3 separate regions of the Homo sapiens genome follow, and all the other regions are linked to region 2. A link is a loop called in an ENCODE intact Hi-C map of the cell type or tissue named here. Cell type or tissue: Panc1. All regions are shown on one strand.

Region 1 (8,000 bases), 520 kb after region 2:
ACCATTAAATAAGATGTACCACATTTTAATTTGTTTAAAATTTTTCTCTTATAACACTTGTGTGAACAACTTTGGTGGAACCTTCGCCTTTGAGATCAGGAAAAGCAGCGTTTCCCACTCTCAATCAGAAACCCAAGGTTAAGTGAGAAAATTGAGCCCAAGTGTCCCGAAGGCCCTTTAGAAGCAGCGCCACCTGCAGACCTTCCCGAGTTCCTCACCTGACCGAATTCAAAGGTGTCAGACCAGGAGTCTCAGACCAACTCTGAGTCCAGCTGTTGAAATCACTTTCAGTATCACTTTCCGTCTCTGGGCTTCAGTTTCTCCATCTATAAAACTGCAGGGTTGGACTAGAACAGTCTTTCTCAAATGATGTCACTCTGGTCTAAAAGCCAAAAAGATGCCAGTGACCACCTTCTTGAAAGTATTTTTATTGATTGATTGACTGATTGATTGAGACAGAGTCTTGCTCTGTCGCCCAGGATGGAGTGCAGTGGTGAGATCTCAGCTCACTGCAACCTCTGCCTCTCAGGTTCAAGTGATTCTCATGCCTCAGCCTCCCAAGTAACTGGGATTACAGGCATGTGCCACCACACCTGGCTAATTTTTTGTATTTTTAGTGGAGATGGGATTGCACTGTGTTAACCAGGCTGGTCTTGAATTCCTGACCTCAAATGATTCTCCCACCTTGGCCTCCCAAAGTGCTGGGATTACAGGTGAGAGCCCTCGTGCCTGGCCTATTTATTTTGAGACAGGGTCTCACTGTGTCACCCAGGCTGGAGTGCAGTGGTGCAATCATGGCTCACTGCAGCCTTGACCTCCCTGGGCTCAAGCAATCCTTCCACCTCAGCCTTCCAAGTAGCTGGGGCTATAGGCAAGCACTACTATACCTGGCTAATTTTTTTTTATTCTTTCTGTATTTGTAGAGATGGGGTTTCACCATGTTGCCCAGTCTTGAACTACTTGGCCCAAGCGATCCTTCTGCCTTGGCCTCCCAAACTGTTAGGATTATAGGCGTGAGCAACCACGCCTGGCCTGAAAGTATTTTTAAATGCATAAGAAAAAGACAAAGCAGTTCCATATCATTCTAACTGCTCGGCGGTGATCCACCTTTTAGAAATGGTGTGCTAGGAGCAGGGGTCACGGCGTGAGAGGCTGCCCGTCCGGCACCTACGAGGGCGATGTCAGACTCGGGAATCCAGGCACGGGCAGCACATGAGGCAGCTATCATAACAAGGCTGAGGATGATGGCTGGTCTCTGTTCGGTGTCTTGTCTTGTAATCCCAACATGTATTTGTGACCTCGCTCAATGTTCATTGTCTGTTAAATGCACTACACAAATTTAATTCCCATGGTCTGTGGCTGAGCAAAGGAGGTTTCAAAAGAAAATTTGTGCATTCTAGTTCATGAGCTCTTGCTGTTATTTTTAAAGAGCTCCATGGAACAAATGGGTGGACTCCAAGCACCCTTTGAGCTCTAACAGCCTAGAGAAGAGGTGGGAAGGGGGTGCCTCTTTTCTCTTCCCCAGCTGAGTTCAGAGGTCAACAGTCCTCACAGCTGGACATGGGCAGGGTTGCCCAGTAGCTTAGGGGTCACTGGTCATAATGGCATCCTGCATGGCAGAGACCCTGGGAGTAGCATTTTCGGCAATGTTTGGGTTACAGACCTCCTTCCGAGTCGCCTGGAGAGGTCTTTCCCGCCCTTTGTAGTGGATGTATGATTTTGTTTGCAAGCGTCCTTGGGAGAACCACTCCTCCCACAGCATGAGGCTGTTAATCCTGGTGGCTTCTTCCTCCAACCCAGGCCCTCTGAGGAGCACTCTGCCCCACCCCTCGGCACGTGATTGGTTCAGAGGCAGGCATGTGACTCAAGAAGCCAATAAGAATTCTTTTCTGGGATTGTTACTTTAGTCCCTGGGTGAAAGGAGGACTCCCCTGGATAGAGCTGTCTTGCTGGGACGTTCTCTATCTGTCTGCCCACCACCATCTTTCCTAACTCATAGAAGAAAGCGAAGCAGAGAGGCAAGAGATGGGGGGGGTGGGGAGAGGCGGGGGGAGAGAGAGAGAGAGAGAACTGACAAGGCTGCTTGAGCCCCTGCATCCAGCTATGCCTGCTTCCCCTCAGACTTCCACACTTCAGGAGCCAATGAATTCCTTGGTTGCCTAAGCTACAATGAGTTAGGTATCTCTCACTTGCAACCAAGAGTCCTTTAAGGCCCACTCAACAGGGCTGCCATATACAGTGACACCCCTTCGCTTACACAGTACTCAGTCTTTTCAGATGAATGAAGTAAATTGTTCAGTCATCATCTCCTCTCAGAAGCCTTCCTTGATTTCCCTATACAGAACCAGTCACTCCCTAATCTATGCTTCCAGGAATCTTGTAAAAATATACACTGTGGCCCAAGTCCCTCTGTGTATTTATGATAATATAAATTGAATATAAGAATATAAATTGAATATTCAATTTATATTCTTACACACATGCTTGTCTCCCCATCAGAGTGGGAGATCCTTGGGGTAGAGACTAAATCTGATTTATCACTGTTTCCCCCGTACCCAACCAAGAAAGTGCTTAGGTGTTTATTGAGTGAATTATAATCAAATCTCACTACAACAAACAATTGGGATGTCTCATCTAATTTGTTATTAAGAAAATTCTCACCTGAGTGGGTGGCTCACACCTGTAATCCCAACACTTTGGGAGGCCAGTGTGGGAGGATCACCTGAGCTCAGGAATTTGAGACCATACTGGCAACATAGGGAGACCCTGTCTCTACTAAAAATAAAATAAAAATTAAAAAATTAGTTGGTCATAGTGGCACACACCTGCGGCCCCAGCTACTCGAGAGGCTGAGGTGAGAAGACGCCTTGAGCCCAGGAGGTGGAAGTTGCAGTGAGCCGTGATCACACCACTGCACTCCAGCCTGGGCAACAGACAGAGACCCTGTCTCAAAAATAAAAAGAAAGAAAAGAAAAGAAAATTCTCAGCTGAGCACTGTGGCTTATGCCTGTAATCTCAATATTTTGGCAGGCCAGGGGCCTGAGGCTGCTTAAGTCTGCTGACTGGCCCCAGGTCACACACAGTGAGTCTGGGTCCCATAGGGACCGGACGTGCTGACCTCTGTGGAGCTTTGCGCCCAATCACCCAGAGGCAGCAGGAGGAGTTTCTTTTTTGTTTTATTTTGTTTGAGACAGGGTCTTGCTCTGTTGCTGAGTTCAGAGTGCAGTGGCACAATCATAGGTCACTGCAGCCTCAATCTCCTGAGCTCAGGAGATCCTCCCACCTCAGCCTTCCAAGTGGCTGGCACTACAGTTGTGTGCCACTATGCCTGACTAATTTTTTTTAATTAGAGATGGGGGTCTCACTACATTATTGCCCAGGCTGGTCTTGAACTCCTGGGCTCAAGAGATCCTCCCACTTTGGCCTCCCAAAGTGCTGGGGTTACACATGTTAGCCACCATGCCCACCTCAATCAAGATTTGTTTCTTTTCTTTTTTTATTGAGATAGGATCTCACTCTGTTGCCCAAGCTGGAGTGCAGTGTACAGTGGCATGATCTTGGCTCACTGCAGGCTCTACCTCCTGGGCTCAAGGGATCCTCCTACCTCAGCCTCCTGAGTAATTTGGACTACAGGTGTGCACCATCAGGCCTCGCTAAATTTTGTTTCTTTTGTTTTGTTTTGCAGAGACAGGGTCTCACTATGTTGCCCAGCTTGGTCTCAAACTTCTGGCCTCAAATGATCCTCCCACCTTGGCCCCCAAATCTGTGGGCTACAGATGTGAGCCACTGCACCCAGCCTCGAGGTTTGTTTCTTAAACTATCACCCTCCAGGGGCTGCTCTGTATTCATGCACCTTCATGCATTTGGCTCTGGGCTCTACCCACCTCCCCTCACCCCAGATTCTGCCAAGCTGGTGCTTAGGACAGTGGCCCTCCCACTTACGCTGAGGCCGAGATCTCTGACATGTTTGTGGGCCTCACTTCCCAGGTGCCTCCCAGCCCCACATGAGCTGTCTCGTAGGGCCAAGACAGCACTTTTGTATGGGGGTCTGTTTCAGAGGCACAGATGGCTCCAAACACGTCTTCTGCATCTGTAAAAGATAACAGGTGTACATTTAAAGAAAGGAATTCATACATATTTAATGATTTAGCTTAAGCAACTGGGCAAATATTCATTTTCTTAAGGTGGTAATACATAATTAACTGATAATAAAATTAATTGGGTAAAACAGTCTAAAAATAATGCAGTACTTATTACATGAGGGAATATAACTGCATTGAAAGAGGTTTAATTGTTCCAGAGACTGATGAGTCCCCAAAAGCAGCAAAGGGAAGAGGTTTTTCCACCTTTGGAATAAGGGCTCTGAGTGGGCGCTTCCTGTTCACCCTGTGGGAATAGGGTGGGAATGGAGGGTGGAGAGGAAGATGGTTTCTTGCAATTTAACAGCTTCACAACGGGTTTAGAGAGCATCCCAATGTCTACTCCCAACCCTAACCACACATCTTCACCCCTGCCAGGTCAAAAAATACAGAAAAGAAAGAATCTACCACAGATACCCTTTTATTAGATCAGAAGAGAGAAAGCTTGTAGACGCCTCGTGAACTCACCCCTTCCACTGCGAAGTGCCAGACCCTGGGCTGGACACCGTGGGAGAGGCCAGCTGGGCAAGTCTGTCCTTCGGGGAGGTCTGGGGTGTTTGGGGAAGGGAGATAGGGACACACAATCCTCACAACAACTGCAAAAAGAAGTGTGAGCACGTGGGGGCAGAGGGAGCGTCAGTCAGACGGGAGGTGATCGGGACTGGAGAGAGATGTCCCAGAGGAGGTGGCTTGGGCAGGTGGGCTTTGACTGGCGTCTATGGGAGAGGAGCCCGTAGGAAGAAGAGAGAGCAGGACAGCTGGGATTGAGTTGGGCTGAAGCCGGACCGGGGAGGGTGTGGCAAGAGATGAGGCTGAACCGGTGGGCTGGAGGAGGGGGTCCCAGGAAAAGCAGCTCTGGTCCCACCGTCAGCCCTGCCTTTTATTATTAATCTCTCTTGTGAATTCAGGTGGGAAAAGGCCTGCTGAGAGTAGTGCCAGAATTCACAGGAGAAAGATTCTGTAATTTCTTTGAGCTCTGTGACTCTGGACAAAGTATTCAGTATTAATGCAGTTGACCATGACGTCTTCTGTGTGCGCGACTGACAGACCAAATTACCTTTCCTTATCTCCTGGCGAGAAAAAAGGACCATTTTCTTGACATATTTCATAATCATTTCACCTGCTTGCCCCCTATGGAGAGCGCCGGTGACCCGGCCCCCTCCCCTCCCACACAATGCAGGAAGTATGTCATCTAATAAGCCCAGTTTCTAAAGAATGTTTTTAATCTTGGAATAGTGAGTGTGATTTTTGATTGTATTTTTAATTCTCTATCTACTTTTTTAAAAGCACACGCTTTTGTTCTAATTCTCATCTTAGCTCATCAGGGCCAGGAGGAAGCGTGGACATCTTCCATTCCATGGATCTGCTTAGCATTTGACAGGTGAGGCCCAAAGAGAAGGCATGGGCCAGGACCCCTTAGGGCAGCTGGGGGCACACCAGGAATTCTGGAGTCAGGGCTCTATGCCCTCCATGCCCAGTGGGCACCGTTCTCTAGGTGGTGCCCCAGCCCGGTAACTACAAAACCTCAGAGCATTTTTTTCTAATTGTGGTAAAATACACATAACAAAAAATCTACATCTTAACCTTCATTTTTTTTTTTTTTTTTTTGAGATGAAATTTTGCTCTTGTTGCCCAGGCTGGAGTGCAATGACACGATCTCGGTTCACTGCAACCTCTGCCTCCTGGGTTCAAGAGATTCTCCTGCCTCAGCCTCCCAAATAGCTGGGATTACAGGCACTCGCCACCGCTCACTGCTAATTTTTTGTATTTTTAGTAGAGACGGGATTTCACCATGTTGGCCAGGCTGGTCGCAAATTCCCGACCTCAGGTAATCCACCTGCCTTGGTCTCCCAAAGTGCTGGGATTACAGGCGTGAGCCACTGCACCTGGCCACATGGGAAATATTTATGATATTAAGTATAAAAAGCCGATTGTGGCTGGGCACGGTGGCTCACGCCTGTAATCCCGGCACTTTGGGAGGCCAAGGCAGGTGGATCACGAGGTCAGGAGTTCAAGACCAGCCTGGCCAACATGGTGAAACCCTGTCTCTACTAAAGATACAAAAAAATTAGCTGGGCATCGGGGTGCATGCCTGTAATCCCAGCTACTTGGGAGGCTGAGGCAGGAGAATCGCTTGATTCCGGGAGGTGGAAGTTGCAGTGAGCCAAAATCGTGCCACCGCACTCCAGCCTAGGTGACAGAGCTAGACTGTCTCCAAAAAAAAAAAAAGCAGATTGCGTAGCCAGGTGTGGTAGCACACACCTGTAATCCCAGCACTTTGAGAGGCCAAGGTGGGAGGATCACTTGAGGCCAGGAGTTCAAGACCAGCCTGGGCAACATAGCAAGACTTGATATCTACAAAATATTTAAAAATTAGCCAGGTATAATGGCACATGTCTATAGTCCCAGCTACTCTGGAGACTGAGGCAGGAGGATCACTTAGCCCAGAAGTCTTATGCTGCAGTGAGCCGTGATCGCACTACTGCACTCCAGCCTGGGTGACAGAATAAGACCTTGTCTCTAAAAAATAATAATAATAATTAATTAAATTTTGTAAAAAGCAGGTTGCAAGTTGGTATATATAGAGAATGGCTCCCACTTACATGAGTAAATATGTAAATGTCAGTGGGTATTTGCAAGGATATTTACCACAATTTGACCAATGGTTATTCCTGAGTAGTAGAATTATGGATGGCTTTTTCTATTTTCTTTTTTTAATGAAAAATGAATAAAATAAAAGTTGTCCTGCTAGGGCTACCATAACAAAATACCACAGACTGGACTGGGTGGCTTAAACAATAGAAATTTATTTTCTCACAGTTCTGGAGTCTGGAAGTCCAAGTTCAAGATGCTGGCAGGCTTAGTTCTTCTGAGGCCTCTCTCCTTGGCCTGCCGACAGCCACCTTCTTGCTATGTCTTCCCACGGCCTTTGCCCTGTGCACACGTGTCCCTGGTGTCTTTCTTCTTTTAAGGACATCAGTCATATTGCGTGAGGGTCCCACCCTTGTGACCTCATTTTACCTTAATTACCTCCTTAAAGACCTTGTTTCCATATACAGTCACATTGGGGTTTAGGGCTTCAACCTATGAATTTTGGGGAAACACAATTTAGTCTATAACAAAAGTTAGTTTGAAAAGAAAAAGAAAGTAGGCCGGGCATGGTGGCTCATGCCTGTAATCCCAGGAATTTGGGAGGCCAAGGCGGGCTGATCACTTGAGGTCAGGAGTTCAAGACCATCCTGGCCAACATAGTGAAACCCCATCTCTACTAAATAAATAAATAAATAAATAAATAAATAAATAAATAAATAAATAAATAAATTAGCCAGGCATGGTGGTGAGTACCTGTAGTCCCAGCTACTCAAGAGGCTGAGGCATGAGAATTGCTTGAACCAAGGGGGTGGAGGTTGCTGTGAGCTGAGATGGTACCACTGCACTCCAGCTTGGGCGACAGAGCAAGACTCTGTCTTAAAAAAAGTAAAGCTTGTTAAAGCAGTGCTCTTACAAAAGGACACACACAGTTCTTAGGATGAATTTTGTCAGTTTCACCCAACAGTTAATTTCTGTGCTATGCAACCTTTCCCAGAGCTTAGAAAAAAGTTAAAAATTTTCCAATTAATTTTACACACTTTGCATAACTCCAATACTAAGACTTGATTTTTAAAAGAGCACAAGATAAAGTGTATCTATCTAAAATCAAGAATCAACATCATACTAATGATAAAACACTAAACCCCGTCTAGAGGAGTTTGGATTAGAGTCAGAATGAAGACAAGGGTGTCAGTTAGGTATCAGCAATGCTAGCTGCTGTGAGGAACATAACTCCAAACCTCAATGGCTGAACACAATGGAAGTAAATTA
Region 2 (8,000 bases):
TTTGGCCCCATTTGAGAACACTCTCCTTTTGGAAGGCAGAAGCCAAGCTCCACTGGCTCTCACTGCCCTGAGGGCTTCGGACACTGCCAGAAGTTCTCTGGATAGCAGTATCCCAGGTGGAGTGACCCTCAGGGTTGGAGGCAGCGGTTGGTCCAGATGAAGACTGACAGCTGTCAGGGTCTTGGAGACAGGGGCTGCAGATCCCAGCAAGCCGAAGGGAGTCAAACTCTGACAGCCCCAGTAGATTAAAGCTGGGTTTCGGAAAGACTGCAGTAAGTACAGGAGCAAAGCACATCTCAGAACCTTTGTCTTCATTGTTCCTGCTCTGCCTGAAACACTCATCTTCTCCCTCCTCACTCCACCTCCCACTGGCTAACATATGTTTCTCTCTCAACAATAAACCTGAAAATTGTCTCTTCCTAGATTCCTCCCCTGCCCTAAGGGCAGCACCAGGGATGTCTTGGAAAGCTTTAGCTGTGCCCCTATTCTTTGATGTGTTTTCTCAATCTTAGCAAAACTCTCTGCAAAAGCACCCTCAGACATGCCTCCCACCCAGCCCTACTGTACAGAGATTCCAAGCCCCTCTGTGTCTGACATCCCCAGTCTAGGCTCCATCCCCCTTCTCTGTGTTCCCAGAGTCCCTGGGCTTGCCTGTTACCACAACTGGCCCCCATAGCCCCTCACAGATTTGCCTGACAAGGGTCATGAGTTTTGATCTTGTATCCTTAGGCTACTACCTGGCACATGTAGATGCTCAATAAATGTTGGAAGGGAGAAGGAAAGGAAGGAAGCGATAGTGGATGGATGGGTGGATAAATAGATGGATGGATGGATGAATAGATGGATGGATGGATAAATGGATGGATGGATGGATGGATGGATAAATGGATGGATGGATGGATAAATGGATGGATGGATGGATGGATGGATGGATGGATGGATGGATAAATGGATGGATGGATGGATGGATAAATGGATGGATGGATGGATAAATGGATGGATGGATGGATGGATAAATGGATGGATGGATGGATGGATGGATAAATGGATGGATGGATGGATGGATAAATGGATGGATGGATGGATGGATGGATAAATGGATGGATGGATGGATGGATGGATAAATGGATGGATGGATGGATGGATGGATGGATGGATGGATGGATAAATGGATGGATGGATGGATGGCCACTGCAACCTGATCAGCTCAAGGCCCCACAATTATTTATTATGTTCAATACATTTCAACAGGCTCTCTCCCAAGCCCCTTCTTCTAGGACACGGAGGCCCCTTTCCATTCTACCCCACAGCACATCATGCATTAAATGCCCTATAATAATGATACTTTTCACTCTAAAAACACAAAAAGCTTATTTTTATAATTTTACTTTTGAAATTATTTGGCCACAAGTAATCTAATTGATGATTAGCTATGAATACTCTGCAACTGAGGCACAAACTTAGAAATTCTTTTAAAGGAACAAAATCTAATCTAAAAATGGTTTTTAAATGTAATGAAATTTTTGTAAGCCCTAAATTTAATAGTTAATGAAGTTAACAACAATGTTACAATTTGTAAACATTTACTATGACATTTATTAATGTCAGTTTTCTAGTTTCCTATTTTAATTTTAGAGGTAAAAGGAGCTTTGTTTGGGCCTCAGATTGTTGTAGATTCCTAAAAAGCTCCTGGGACTTTAGCCCAGGGCCTCTCCAGGGCCCTGCACTTTCATTTAGGATCCTGTGGGAAGTCTTGGCTGGGACACCAACCTCATCTTCCAGGAGCTCAAGTCTGGTGGAGGTAGAGACGCACTCGTAAATAATGTGATAAAAAGTAAAAGAAAAGGGAAGGAGTGCATTGGGCCCCAAGCCCCTCAGATTGCTGCTGCCCAGTAGAAGAAGGGGCTGGTCTGAGCCCTGGACACTCCTGCATAGGGTGCCCTCAGGGCAGGGGCTGCCTGGCCCAGGCTCCTCCTAGGACTTCAGCCTCTCCTTCCCATCCTACCTCCAGGTAAGCCAGGCCCAGAGTACTTTCTCCCTGTTTGCCCCCAACCAAGACTCAACCACAAAACAGAGGGAATTGCCACCTGCCCTCTTGACAGGCCTTTTGGCAAGCAGTGCTACTGGGAGGTGCCTGTAGCAGCGTGGCTTAAACCCCAGGCCTGGCGTCAGGCTGCTCTGCCACCTGCTGTGTGGCAGGGGCTGAGGATGGCTTCTGCTGCCACTCCGTGGGCCCTGTGCATACCCGGGCTGCAGTCCTCGTCCAGTCCTCGGCGTTTATCTCCTGGATTCATGCCCACTCTGTCTCTGGTCAGAATCTGACTTGGTCATCAGGAATTAGGATAAGAAGGCCTAAGGTTCAGCAAGGCCACTGTCCTCAGGACACCCTCACTTTGGGCTGTGTACGTCCAGGCTCCTCTCTGCACTAATGGGGGACCCCTAACCTCTCAGGGCTGGGAGAACCTTTAAGCCCTCCAGGCCCACCTTGACCCTGCATCAGCCACCCAACGCTTAGCCCTTCCGCAAATGCTTCAGTTTCTTCTAAAGCAAATTCTGATAGCATTCCCCTTCATCTCCTAAAAAGCCATCACAGCCCAGTCGTTTTGTTTGTTGTTTGTTTTTAAGAAACACCATTAGTAGAAGGACATCAGGAAGAAATTGTAAGTCAGGATCCCAAACACATGTTCTCACATACTCATGACCAGGTTGGTGCAGTTGGATCTGGGGCCTGCCAACCACCATCAGAAGGAGCTGGAAACTGGGGAAATCTAACAAGTAGATTCAGCCCAGAGCAGCACCAAAGCTGTCCTCAGCCCCTGGCTCTGAGCTCCCCCAGCACTGCACACTTCCCAGGCGGGCCAGTGAGCACCGGCTTTGGACAGGGCACTCTCCCAGCTGAGACTCTGCTTCTCAGCTGTCCTTGCAATGGGGTTGTGAGAAATAAGAATGTTTCCCAGCACCTGTGAGCCTAGGATATTCTCTCTCCCCATCTCCATGCTCCCAAAAGGGACACTTTGCTTTCAAAGATGGAACAAATGATGGTGATCTTTACTACCTCTCTCTCACCCTAAGATTGCAGATTCCAGTCTGGGAGCCCTCCTCCCAGGTGCACAAGCCCCAAAAGCCAGCCCTGGCCTGCCCCAGCAGTTTCTGGGCCTTCCCGATCGAGACATGGGAGCAGTGTGTAAGGTTAACAAGTCCTCAGGCTCTTCTCCTTCAGTCCAGCCCTTGGAAGTGATTACCAGATTATACATGACAGCCCAGGGCCACTGTCTTATTATTCACAGCCCCAGATCTGAAGGGAACTTGGAAGCACTTTCTGCTTGCTTAGAACAGAGGTGGCAGGGCTTAGGGAGCCCTCCAGTTCGGTCAGGAGCTGTTATGAGCAGGGATAAACATCACTGACTTAGAAACCTTGAATGGCAGGAGCAGAAAACCCCCTGGGGTGCATTCAGCCCAGCCTCCCCAGGCCCTGCCTCCTGCTTTAAGAGAGAGCAGGGAGTCCCAAGGTCATGTCTCAAGGTCATGCTGTGAGTATCTGGCAGCTAGAATCAGAACCTAGGTCTCCTAAATTCAAGTAGGACCTTCATGTCCCCAGAGTCCTTTCCATCTCTGAGGCTTTTGTAATTCTTTTCTTCCCAAATGCAGGCAAGAGCTGAGAAAGCCTACATGTGTGTATCAGTTTCTCCTCACTCCCAGCATCACTTCCGTGCAGGGTTCCTGGAGCTTTAGTCACATAGACTGTCCAGACCACCTCATTCTAGACCCCTCGTCCCCCCACCCTATGAGGGCACAGGCAACAGGCAACCCTGGCTCTCCACATCTGCCTGGGCAGAGCCTGCCCTCTGCAAGGCTATTGGATGCTCAGCCTCATGCCCAGAGGTTTCCAGGGCTGAGGTGTGGGTGTGACTGGGACCCTTCTTCCCTAGATCCAGCCTTCCCTTCCAGCTCATCTCCCACCAGCCCCACAAGGCTTTGGTCACTCCCAGCTCCCTCCCTGATGCCCATGTTCTCTGGTTCCCCTGGGGCTTCTCACGCACTGGTCCCTTACCCAACAATATCCCTCCAGCTTCACAGACTGGCAAACTCACTCTTCAAGGTCCAGCTCAAATGACCTCCTTTGAGAAGTCTTCCCTGATTTCTCCCACTCCACCCCATTGCCTCAGCAGACTCAGTGGTCCCCCTCACCTGCATTTCCCCACACTTTATAGATTCCTAGGTCTTAGCTCTTAACATTAGCACATCAGGATTTTTTTATATCCATCTCTCCAACTAGACTGTGAGCTCCCTGAGGGCAGGGGCTGTGTCGGCAGCTCCACCCCTAGCCCACAATTGGCACCAAGGGTCTCTTAGGAAATGTATGGAGAATGAATGAATGAACAAGTGAATGGCCACCTGCATTTCATCGTAGCTGTGTCTAGGATTCCCCAGGGTCAAGTCTGTGTTCCTGCTGTGGCAGAGTGACTGGAGGCCACCAGAGGGCAGCAAAGAGTCAGGAACGAGCAACAGGTGTGCACCCCAGAGGCCAGGGCCAGGTTGGCAAAGGGGTGGCGTGCCCAGGCCAGAGAGCTACCAGGAGCCCCAGCAAGGAGCTTAGAAAGAAAGTCAGGGGTCAAGGGAAGTTAGTGTTAAGAACAAAGGCTGTTCTTTCCCTGAGCAAACGCTCCCTGAGCCTGATGCTTAGGTCACGGAGGTGCCTGGAGAGCACTGGTCCTCTCTCCATCTGATGCTCAAATCCCCACCACCAAGTTCTCACCAGTGTCCGCTGGACCCTCCCAAGTCTGCCCATTCCAATGTCTTCAGTACTAATCATAGGAAAGGTTCTTGATACAAGGCTGGAAAAGGTGGCCCTCTGAATCCTGTTCACTACTCCCGGCCATGCCTATGGAACTGGGCAGTATATATTTTCTCCCTGTTTCACATGCTTAACCAGACCCAGAGAGTGGAAATGACATGTCAGATGGCACAGAGGTCCTGGCTGAGCTGGGCCAGGATGCTGCCTGGTACTGCGGCCCCCACCCCTAAGCCTGCATGCTTTGCACAGAGCAGGCCTGTAGGGCAGGCAAGACGCAGAATCAGGGGTGGGCTTGCCAGACCACAAAAGAAACCTTCTCCTCCCCGCTCCAGAACCTCAATACCCTTCCTATCTCACACAGGCGGTGTCTCCGTAACTACACAACCATCGTTTCAAACAGTAGCAAGGCAGGCTCCGAGAAGTCACAGAGCTCCTCTGTGGTCACACTGCTAATAATGGTGAAGCCACATTCTTGCCAAAGCACCCTTCGCTTCTCTTGGGGCATCTGCATATTTCTGTCTGGACTGGCCCTCGCCCCATGCTCCTGGGGTTCATGCACCTGTCTGCAGAAGGCCTCATCTGCATGTCTGCTTGGCCTCCAAAAGTTGCCAAGCTCAGATCCTAACCTTGCTGGCCATCAGCCTCCACTCAACAGGCTCCCCTCCCTGCCAATCCTACTTGCCTGGCCTGGGCTGGACTCCCACCCCTGGGAACCCACACCAGCCACTAGGCTTAGCCTTCTGCCCTACCGCAAAGCCCCCATCCTCCTCTCCAGATAGCCAAGCACACATGGTTCCCAGCCCAGCTCCAGGGCCACCTTTGCCAGAATGCCTTTCTCAGTTGCACCAACCACAGCTGCCTCTCTGTTTTCTGCAGACCCACTGTATTCGGAGACTGCCTGACTCCTACTTGGCAGTGCTCTCATTTCTGACTGGATTCTTCTCTAGTTGGCTTTCCCATTGATCCACAGGCTCCAGGAGGTATGAGCTCTGCTGGAGAGCTCTTGATTTGAGCGTTAGCATGCCTGCTAGGCTTCTCTGTTCACCGCCCTATCCAGCCCAGGCCCCTGTGTAAATAATAATAGCAATAATAATGAACACTTATGTGCCACTCCATATGTGCCAGTCAGAATTCTAAGAGCTTTTATGTATATTACATCACTTAATGCTCACATTTATTATCAGTATCCCCATTTTATACACGAGGAGGAAACCAGGGCCCTGAGGAGTTATGTAACTTGCCCCAAGTCACACAGCTAGTGAGAAGCAGGACTGTGACTCAGAACCAGGGAGTCTGGCTCAGGTCCATGCTCTTAACCACCCAGCCTCCCACTGCTTCCCCATGTGGCGGCCACTCTAACAGCGCTACCACTCCCAGCCCTGGGTCAGCCCCAGCCTCCTTGGTTGCATCACCCCAGCCCCCAGACTCAGGGCCACAGCAAACCTAGCGAAGCTCTCCTTGGCAGCTCGGCCTAAAGTTCTCCATTTTAATTTCAGCTACTGTGTCCTGAGTGCGACTAGGTGCTAGGCACTGTGCCGGGAACTAAGGACACAACTGTGAACAAAACAGACATAGCCTTGATTATTGTACAGCTCTTACATACCATACAGACCTGAAGAGAAGCCGGAGGGGAACGAGTAAACCACACACTAAATGACTTCAGCTGGGCTTAGTGCTGCACATGAAAAGAGCAGGAAGCTCTGGGAGAGGAATGATAGGGGGTCCTGGTTCGGAGGGTATGTGGCAGGCAGAATTGTGGCCCCCCCCAAAAATGTCCATATCATAAGCCCTAGAACCCATGATTATGTCGGATTACATGGCAGAGGGGAATTAGGTTGCAGATAAAATGAAATTAGCTGTCCTGAACATGGGCAGATTATCCTAGATATCCAGGTGGGTCCAAGGGAAACACAGAGCTCTCTAAGTGAATGGGGGAGGAAGGAGGGGCAGCCGGATAAAGACTCAGCCCAACATCGCCAGTTTCGACAAGGAAGGAAGGGGCCAAAAGCCAAGGAATGCCGGCAGCAGCAACAAGCTAGGACAAGAAAGCAAATCATTCCCTCCTAGCACCTCCAGAAGAAACAAGCCCTGCAGACACCTTGACTTCAGCCCAGTGAGACCTACTTCCAGAATCAGAGGGAGAAAAGTGTCTGTTGTTTTAAGTCACTCATTTGTGGTAATTTGTCACAGCAGCAACAGGAAACTCAAATATATTTGGTCACTGGGGAAGGCCTCTCTATGGAAGGGAAACCCAGATAGGTGAGAGGGGACCAGGCAAGCTGGGCAACGAGCAGAGAGGGGCTGAGCCCTTTAAGCAGAGGAAGTTGCAGGTGCTGAGGTGGGAAGGAGCAGGCCCCTCTCACTCCCCCTGTGGTGTTCAGTGGACCCTGTGCCTTCCCGGCCCACAAGGCTGCGCCCACCTCTCCTCTGGCCTCAGGCCCCCACTCCACACTGCACCCTCACCTCCTACTTCTTTAAGAAAATAAAAGCCATCAGTTTAGTGAGTGCCTCAATTGAAAGGCATCTAGAAATGATGTCCATCAATCCATGGCAAGTACAGTGCCCAGGCCCACAGGGACCCCACCTAGTGCCTTTGTGCACATTGTTCTGGTGGGCCATGAGGGATGGGGCACCCACCGGTTCCTCAAAGATAGCAACCTTTTTTTCTCAGACTTACTAAAGCCAAAGGGCAATGAACTCCCCTTCCTTTTTCCTCTAGCCCAGAATTTGTCAGAATTTCAAATGCCATGTCGATATCTGCAACCATGTTAAGATATTTGCAACCATGTTAGGTTGCAAAATATCTTCAGGCAGGAATCAACTGGTTACACCAATCAAGACACTATGAAATCTTTGGTGCAAAATTTTCGGCATTTTCTGGGACTTGATGGAAATAAAATTTGAAAACTGTTTCCTTTCTAAGCTGATATAAGATGCTATATTCGCTTTCTTCAACATAACTGCTCTGCAAATGGTGATGCAGAGTTTACTGAATCTGCAAACCCTAGAGAAGACCAGAAGCTATGTTTTGCAGACATGGGGATGCCCTGGAGCCGGAAGGAGCAGACAACTCTGATGATGGAATCAGAAATCAAGCTGAACATGAGTCCAAGCTAACAAGCAGACATTTAGTAAGGAAAAACATGACATCCACTTTTTCAGGCTCTGCAGTGTGGCTGTGGAAGCATAGCCCAAGGCAAGCGTG
Region 3 (8,000 bases), 100 kb after region 2:
ACTTGAGGTCAGGAGTTCGAGACCAGCCTGGCCAACATGGTGAAACCCCGTCTCTACTAAAAATAGAAAAATTAGCCAGGCGTGGTGGCGGGAGCCTGTAATCCCAGCTACTCAGGAGGCTGAGGCACGAGAATCTCTTGAACCCAGGAGACGGAGGTTGCAGTGAGCCGAGATTGTGCCATTGTACTCCAGCCTGGCTGACAGAGCGAGATTCAGTCTCAAAAAAAAAAAGAAGAAAGAAAGAAAGAAAAGGAAAGGAAAGGAACGGAACGGAACGGAAAGGAAAGGAAAGGAAAGGAAAGGAAAGGAAAGGAAAGGAAAGGAAAGAAAAGGAAAGGAAAGGAAAGGAAAGGAAAGGAAAGGAAAGGAAAGGAAAGGAAAAACTGTGAAAATAACTCCCAGATCCCATTCCTGTTTTATGCACTACAACACCCCCACCTTACCCCAGGGTCCAGGGCTGTCTCTAGATCGGCCCAGTTTGCTGCTTGTAACCACAGGCCTCTGGCACTGCCTGCATGCCTAGACTTGCCTCCCTTGTGAAGATGGGGGACAGAGCAGGTCCTGATGGTCATCTGCCACAGGAGTACAGAGCTGGGGTGACTGGCAAGATGAAATGATGTGACTTGGGGCATTTTTCCAGTTTGGGTCAAGTGAGTCCAATGAGCTTGGAATTGGCATCTTCAGGTGGCTGCAATGGCTAATTCTCAAAACAACCTATAAAGTAGACACCCACCAAATTCAGACCATGCTAATTTGTAACTTTAAAGGATTATTTCAGGCTGAGAGCAGTGGTTCCTGCCTATAATCCCAGCACTTTGGGAGGCTGAGGTGGGAGGATCACTTGAGGCCAGGAGTTCAAGACCAGCCTTGGCAACATGGCGAGACCCCCATCTCTACAAAAAAAAAATTTAAAAATGGCTGGGCATGGTGGCTCATGCCTGTAATCCCAGCAGTTTGGGAGGCCAAGGCAGGCGGATCACCTGAGGTCAGGAGTTCAAGACCAGCCTGGCCAATATGGTAAAACCCCGTCTCTACTAAAAATACAAAAATTAGCCAGGTGTGGTGGCACATGCCTGCAGCTACTCGGGAGGCTGAAGCAAGAGAATCACTTGAACGTAGGAGGCGGAGGTTGTGGTGAGCCAAGATCATGCCATTGCACTCCAGCCTGGGCAACAGAGTAAGACTCTGTCTCAAAAATAATAATAATAATAAAATTTAAAAGTTAGCTGGGGTGTGGTGGTGCAGGCCTGTAGTCCCAGCTACTTGAGAGGTTGAGGCAAGAGGATTGCTTGAGCCCAGGAGTTCAAGGCTTCAGTGAGCTACAATGGTGCCACTGCACATTAGCCTGTGTGACAGAACAAGACTCTGTCTCTAAAAAAAAACCAAATAATTTTTTAAAAGGGATAGGAAGCCAAGGGATTTGTTCTGGGGCTATGTTAGCAAAACTCCTTGTGCGAGACTGAGAGAGCATTGTCTGTCCCTAGCAAAGAATGAAGTGGGGCTGACATTAGATAACAGGGCTGCAAAGCTCCCCACACCCCCTGTTCTCACCCCGGATAGAGCGCTGTTCAGTGTCAGGCACTGAGCCAAGTTATTTGTGCATCCTTCAGTTTCTTTGACCTTCAGAACATCTCTATGAAGTATGTATTCTTATTCCACTTTACAGATGAGAAAACAGAGGCTCAGAGAGCTTGAGTCACTGAGGTCCCTCAGCTCAAAGTGGCAACGCTGGGATTTGTACCTAGGTCTCTTATCTGCAGATTCAGCACTCAGGACACCTCCCTTTACTCTTCCTGTCAGCTGCTAAGATGAAAGCCCTCAGTTTCCTCATCTGTAAACTGAAAACAACAGTATGCAGGACAATTCGTGGGGCTTTTATAAGGATTAAATGAGATAATCTCCATGACACTTTAACACGGCACCTGGCAGAGAGTTTAGTGTCCAAATAATGCTAGCTGCTGTCATCCTCATTTTCATCAAGAAAACCCTTCCAAGGCTCCCCGGGGACAAAGCCTGAGCCCCCGAGGCCTCGACGACCTGCCCCTCTAGTCAGGGTCACCCCCCACTTCACCCCGCAATGCCATCCCAGCAGGCCGTTTGTCAGCCCTCATGTGTCTCTTCCCCACTGCTCCCCAGTGCCCCTGGACATTCTGCTCCCTCTGCTGGCATGCCCTTCTCTCCTGCCCAGCAAGACTCAGTCTAAAAGCTGCCTCCTCTCTGAAGCCTGCCTCCAAATCCAAAGGCTGAATTCACCACCCTTTCTTCTGGGTGTCCTCAGCACGTTGCATGGGCCACCACTATGGCCTGGATTCTACTCTTCACAAACCATTCTGTGAACTCAGTCCTCTTGGAACCTCCACTTTACAGTTAAGGAAGCTGGCACAGAGAGATGAAGTAATTTGCCCAAGATAACACAGCAGAGCACTTGCACAGCTCCTACATGTGCTAAAGTGAAGTTGGGCACTGTGGCAGACCTGGTACAGAACAGTGGGGAAGCCTAGGCACTCTGAACTCATGGGGGCCCGGGTTCGAATTCCAGAACTCTGTCTCTCACAAGCCCATGATATTTGAGCAATTTCTTTTTTTTTTGTTTTTTGAGACGGAGTCTTGCTCTGTTGCCCAGGCTGGAGTGCAGTGGTGTGATCTTGGCTCACTGCAAGCTCCGCCTCCCGGGTTCACGCCATTCTCCTGCCTCAGCATCCTCAGTAGCTGGGACTACAGGCGCCCGCCACTATTCCCAGCTAATTTTTTGCATTTTTAGTAGAGACGGGGTTCCACCGTGTTAGCCAGGATGGTCTTGATCTCCTGACCTCGTGATTCATCCACCTTGGGCCCCCAAAGTGCTGGGATTACGGGTGTGAGCCACCACGCCCAGCCTTGAGCAACTTCTTTAACTGCTCTAATCCTCAATTTTCTTATCTGTAGAGTGGGATAATAATAGTATCTGGAGTTGACAAAATAATTTAATGAGAATACATGTAAAATACTTAGCATAACCCCTGACACATAGTAAGTGCTCAATAAACGTTAGCTGTTTCCAGAATTAGTATTTTTTTCCCCTGCTAAAGTATGAGCTGAGGGCAGAGCCCATGTCCCATTTACCTCAAGCATAGGAGATGCTAATGAATGTTTGTTGACTGAATTATTAAGCTAGGAAGGCTTGAGGGCTTGCAGGGCTGTATGGCTCAGAAGAATTCAGCACTAGGACAGTCGCTGGTATCATCAGAGAACTCAGGAGTGGCTTCTATTATATCAGTGATCTCAGAGGAGGAAAAAGTGAAACAACTAAGAGTTTATGTCTCGCCTACTTCTAAGACAGATTTGAGGCTGTTCATAGAATTTTGAACTAGAGTGGATGATAAACTACTAAACTCAGTTGAGCTCTAAGCTCCCTGGCAGCATATACCAAAAAGAAAATGCAGCAAGTCATATATTGCTCAGAGTCCAACAACAACAACAAAATGCTGTTCACAGACTCAAGCTCAAACTCATTACAGAGCTTCTATTCTCTGCATGGTGCTGTTTGGGGTGCTTAGAGTGATCCAGAGATGACTAACAACAGGGAGGGGGGTCCTGGAGAAGGGACGATCAGAGCCAGGCCTGGGAAACAAGATGCCAAGGTAAGAGATGGGATTCCGGGTACAGGCAACCAGGTTAAGTTGGCAAACGCTTCTAGGACATCTACTATGAGCCAGGCCCCATGCTAGGGATGAGGGTGGCCAGGCTCTAAATGTCCCTTGGTAGCCTGGAACAAAAACAAATGTTCTGAGTCATTTTCTAAATCCTGTCCTAAACTGGGGCTGCAGACTAAGAAAAATCAAGGTGGCATGGAGGAAAATTTCCACTGAAACTACCATTATTCAGCCATTTGTTTCACTCAATCTTTCTTCTTGGAGAAGGAAAATGCGAAATTGTAAAATTGCCAAATACGTTCAGGTTTGACCAGAGTGAATCCGATTGTGCCGGGTGTTACCCAATGAGTCACAGGCTGTCAGTGTGGGAAAGGCCCCAAGGGCTGGTGATTCCACATTCGAGGATGGCAAACGGGAGGCCAGATGGCAAAGGGATCTGTCAGGGGCCAGACAGCAGATTCAAGGTGAGCTTGGACATGAGGCCTCTGACTCCTGCCTCAAGCCTCCTGGATCCGTTGATCCCTGAGCTACATACTGGGTATCTGGCCCTGCCCTTCCCACCAGAGCTAGAGAGAGCTTCAAGTCTTAGCCCCGTCCCCTACTGGAGGATGAAGACAAGTGAATAATTGCAATGTAGTGCGATAAGTGCTAGGAGCCTGAGAAGCAGACACAGCCCTGGGAGCCTAATGCAAGTGGCCAGACCCTATTCAGAGCTCACTCTGCGAGACACTGTTCTAAGCACCTTCCCTATTGGATCCTCACAAAAACCCTAAGATGTCAAGTCTGTTATTGCTTCCTCCCATTTTACAGATGAGGAAACTGAGGCAGGGGGTTAAATAACTTGCCTAGTCACAAGATCTAAAGATTGGGGGGGTGGGGGGAGGGAAGAAAAAAAAGAGTAACTTGCCCAAGATCACACAGCTAAGAAGTGGAGAAGCTAGGGTCCGAACTCAAGCAGTCTGGTTCCAGAGTCTGCTCCTAGCCCTACACTAACTCACTCCACTTAATCCAGACTAGGGGCAAGTGTAGCCCAAGAAAGGCCCCCTGTAGCCCGAGTCTTTTTTTGTTTGTTTTTTTTGGGGTTTTTTTGTTTTGTTTTGTTTTTGTGAGATGGAGTCTCACCCTGTCATCCAGGCTGGGGTGTGCAATGGCACCATCTTGGTTCACTGCAACCTCCACCTCCCAGGTTCAAGCGATTCTCCTGCCTCAGCCTCTCAAGTAGCTGGGACTACAGGTATGCACCACCACACCCGGCTAATTTTTTGTATTTTAAGTTGAGAAGGGGTTTCACCATGTTGGCCAGGCTGGCCTCCCAAAGTGCTGGGATTACAGGCATGAACCACCATGTCCAGCCTTACCCTAAGTCTTAAGGATGGAGTTAGCCAAAGAAATGCCCAGGGAAGAGGAATTGCATTCCAACCAGAGGGAACAGCATCTGCAACAGCCTGGAGGCACAGAAAGCATGGTGCAGGGGAACGGCTATAATTCAGCATGATTAGAATTCAGGAGTTGGAGGAGGGGAAAGGGAGTGAAGTGTGAGAGGCTCTTCCCTCTCTGTCGAGCTGTTCAGCATCACTATCCATTATCCAGAACCTAATATACACTCTGATATACAAACAGTGCAAATACATTATTGAAGCTCTCATGGTGTTGGTATGAAGAGATGGGATTTCTCTGTGCTAAAATGAATCAAGATGACCTGAAACAAGAGGCAGAAAGGAAGTAATACCTGGTGCATTGCCACAGGGCAAGTCTGTTCTCTCTAATCCATACTGTCCAAGTCCATTACCTCATACAGTAGTCCCTAATTACTCCACCTTACAGAGGGATATGCACACTAATTAGAAAGGATGTTAACCGCCATAGTGAAAATATTCTGAAGCAAATGAAATATTACTAGGAGCAAAAGGGTGATTTGTTTCTGTGAATTGTGCTTTTAAATGAGATCAAAGAATGTGAAAGGCTTCATTTTAATTATACCTGGAAGGACCTGGAAGGGATGCATACATCCCTTTTATGGCCTTCATGCACACAGCAGTCTCTCTCCCATCCCCCACTGCACAGAAATAAATAAATAAATAAATAAAAGGGTTTAAAAATCATATTTACTCTGATATCTTTGCATTACCCCTATTTGAGTTTTTAAATTACTGTCTGTATTTTTTCCCAAGGACGATATAACTAAAAAGAAGGTTCGTATTTGAAGTGTATCTATCTGATCATTGCACAAATGTTTTCAGGAGAAATCACTAAATTTCTCCAAGATGGGTATGGGTTTTGTCATAGATCAAAGTGAGAGGGAGGAAAAAAAAGATAAATCATCAGAGATCCAAAAATACTTTTCATTTGGAGAAGATATCAGGCCATTTCGATGGGGCTGATGGAGTCCCTGTTCTGTCTCCATTACCCGCAGCAGGCAGCCCCAGCCAGGAGCCAACTACCAAGATTATATTCCCCATAAGATGGTCCCCGATATCTATATATATATATGATCTTCAACCTCTATTGATTGACCAATTTCACAAGCAAAGACTGGTGAAATGAAGCTGAAATGAACATCATGCTTTAACTCATTGAACCTATCAGGCCTGAGTTAATCTCACTGTCCACTGTCTCTGATAGAATTCAATTGATCAATCATGTTTCGGTGATAGTACCATTTCACTGGCTTATTGCTTCTTCATTTCAGAGCTTGACCTGTTAGATGTACTCGGACTGGCTCGACTCCTCTTGGATACACAGAGATCAGCCTCTGTCTGCCAACGTGTGTCATCTCCTGTCCCAGTTGAAAAGAACTCAAGAGGCTTTTGTGTATGTCTGTGGTGTGTTTTTCCACCAAACACACACACAGGAATGGTGGATTTATGAGGGTGTGGAACTGAACAAGCACAAATTATAAGAAGGGCTCTTCATTATTCATGGAAGCACAATTATTTCCCTTTTATGTAGTTAAATTGACGTGTTTGGGCTCTGTACCTTATAGGGGCATATTCTTGTATTACACTGGCAAGTGTGCATGCCTAGACATCTGAAAAGGATAACAGCGACAAAATGATAACAATCGCACCCCTCAAATACATATTCCTGTGGCATATGAAACATTCATCAGCTTATCTGATTCTCCTGATAATCTCAGGAGATGGGCAGGAGATTACGATTCCCATTTTGCAGATGAGAAAATGGGCTCAGAGACGGAAAGTGGCCTGCCCAGGGTCACACAGCAGAGTTATCAGGCCAGGTGAGACTGAGAGCCCTGGTGTCTCACCTCCTCAGTGCCTTGTACCCCAGTGAGGCCAATCTCCAGGCAATTTCAGAATTACCAAGCCATTTTGGACAAATCACTTTGTCCCCAGCTCATTGGATGAAAGAAACATCCCCAAAATTCAAATCAGAGAATTCTGGAGCTTGGAGTGGATTCCAAGCCTGTCTACAGCTCCTTGTGCAGCTTGGAAACTGAGGCCCAGAAGGCAATAAACTGTTGCCCCAAATCACCAGGATACTCAGCAGCCTAACAGAGACTTGAACTTGGGTCCCAGGTTCTCAGGTCAAGACTTTTTCCACTTTCTCTCAATGCCTCCCTAATTTATGTCAAAACAATGAACTCCTATCGACAGAGAAGACTTCATTCCCTACTGTCAACATGGCCCAATGCACTGCTATGGTTCCTTCGTGGCATTTAATTTAATTTTCCCAACTCCAAGCCAAGACTATGCTTAGGGAAATCAGGAAAGCGGCTTGCACCGGTGGCTGCCTGAGGGAGGTGGCTCTTGGAGGCACAAGGCTGAGCCCAGCATGAGAGTCTCTGGAGGAGGCCAGGGCAATGACAGTCTGCAAATAAGCTTTGCATCTGCTCAGAGCTGGCAGAGTCTGCAAACACACTAATGGACTTCCCTCTGCCTGTGGGGAGTTGGGGAGAAGCCATAAATAAAGCAGGTGCCTCTGGGGGGAGCCATTGCCGAAGCCAGAGACAGGGCTGGGGATTAGGAGCTGGTTAAGGGTTGGGGGAGGGGCTTTGGGCCACCCACTGCACCGCATTGCACTGCCTCCCAGACAAAATGACAACCCACTTACCAGCAGCCCCAATCCCCACATCCCAGATTCCCCAGTCTCTGTTCCAGTCAGTCCCTTGTCTGATGATATCAATACATTCACAATTCCAGACACAGAAGGGTTGGGGGAGGAGGGTCATACAGTCTAATCTGGCCACAGTGTAGAGACCCTGTTGGAGGGAGATGAGACTGAGGCCCAGGGTCGAGTGGGAGCCCTCAGCCAGGACAGAGCTAACAGTGGGAATGGCTATCCAGAGAAGGGGGCAGGTTCGGGAGGTGATTAGGAGAGAAGGTATGCTGGAGTGAGTGACTCACTGGA

What was found. Hi-C counts contacts between places; a loop is a spot of excess contacts. Peaks named below come from ENCODE experiments on the same cell type or tissue, not always from the same donor. Only the 100,000 strongest peaks of a DNase experiment are listed, where the experiment ranks them.
Region 1: a loop joins it to region 2, with 2.9 times the contacts of the local background. A loop is called at or near these places in 14 of 110 quality-filtered maps.
Region 3: a loop joins it to region 2, with 5 times the contacts of the local background. A loop is called at or near these places in 7 of 110 quality-filtered maps.

The regions. Positions count from the first base shown.
Region 1 is chr9:37,390,705-37,398,704 of GRCh38, forward strand. LINC01627 (long intergenic non-protein coding RNA 1627) reads right to left here and starts at 4,090. Exons shown (of 3, transcript XR_002956875.2): 1 at 3,943-4,090; 2 at 219-382. It overlaps LOC124902153 (a long non-coding RNA gene), which reads left to right. Exons shown (of 3, transcript XR_007061478.1): 3 at 4,518-5,708. RefSeq lists enhancers at 184-453, 464-513, 5,028-5,322. In Panc1, no CTCF peak of the experiment used is centred here; no DNase peak of the experiment used is centred here.
Region 2 is chr9:36,868,992-36,876,991 of GRCh38, forward strand. All of the region lies in intron 8 of PAX5 (paired box 5), which reads right to left. Among named protein-coding and RNA genes, the nearest start is that of MIR4540, 8.7 kb to the left of the region's middle. In Panc1, no CTCF peak of the experiment used is centred here; a DNase peak (open chromatin) is centred at 4,480.
Region 3 is chr9:36,972,808-36,980,807 of GRCh38, forward strand. The region is part of intron 5 of PAX5 (paired box 5); the gene reads right to left. Among named protein-coding and RNA genes, the nearest start is that of PAX5, 57 kb to the right of the region's middle. RefSeq lists an enhancer at 7,621-8,000. In Panc1, no CTCF peak of the experiment used is centred here; no DNase peak of the experiment used is centred here.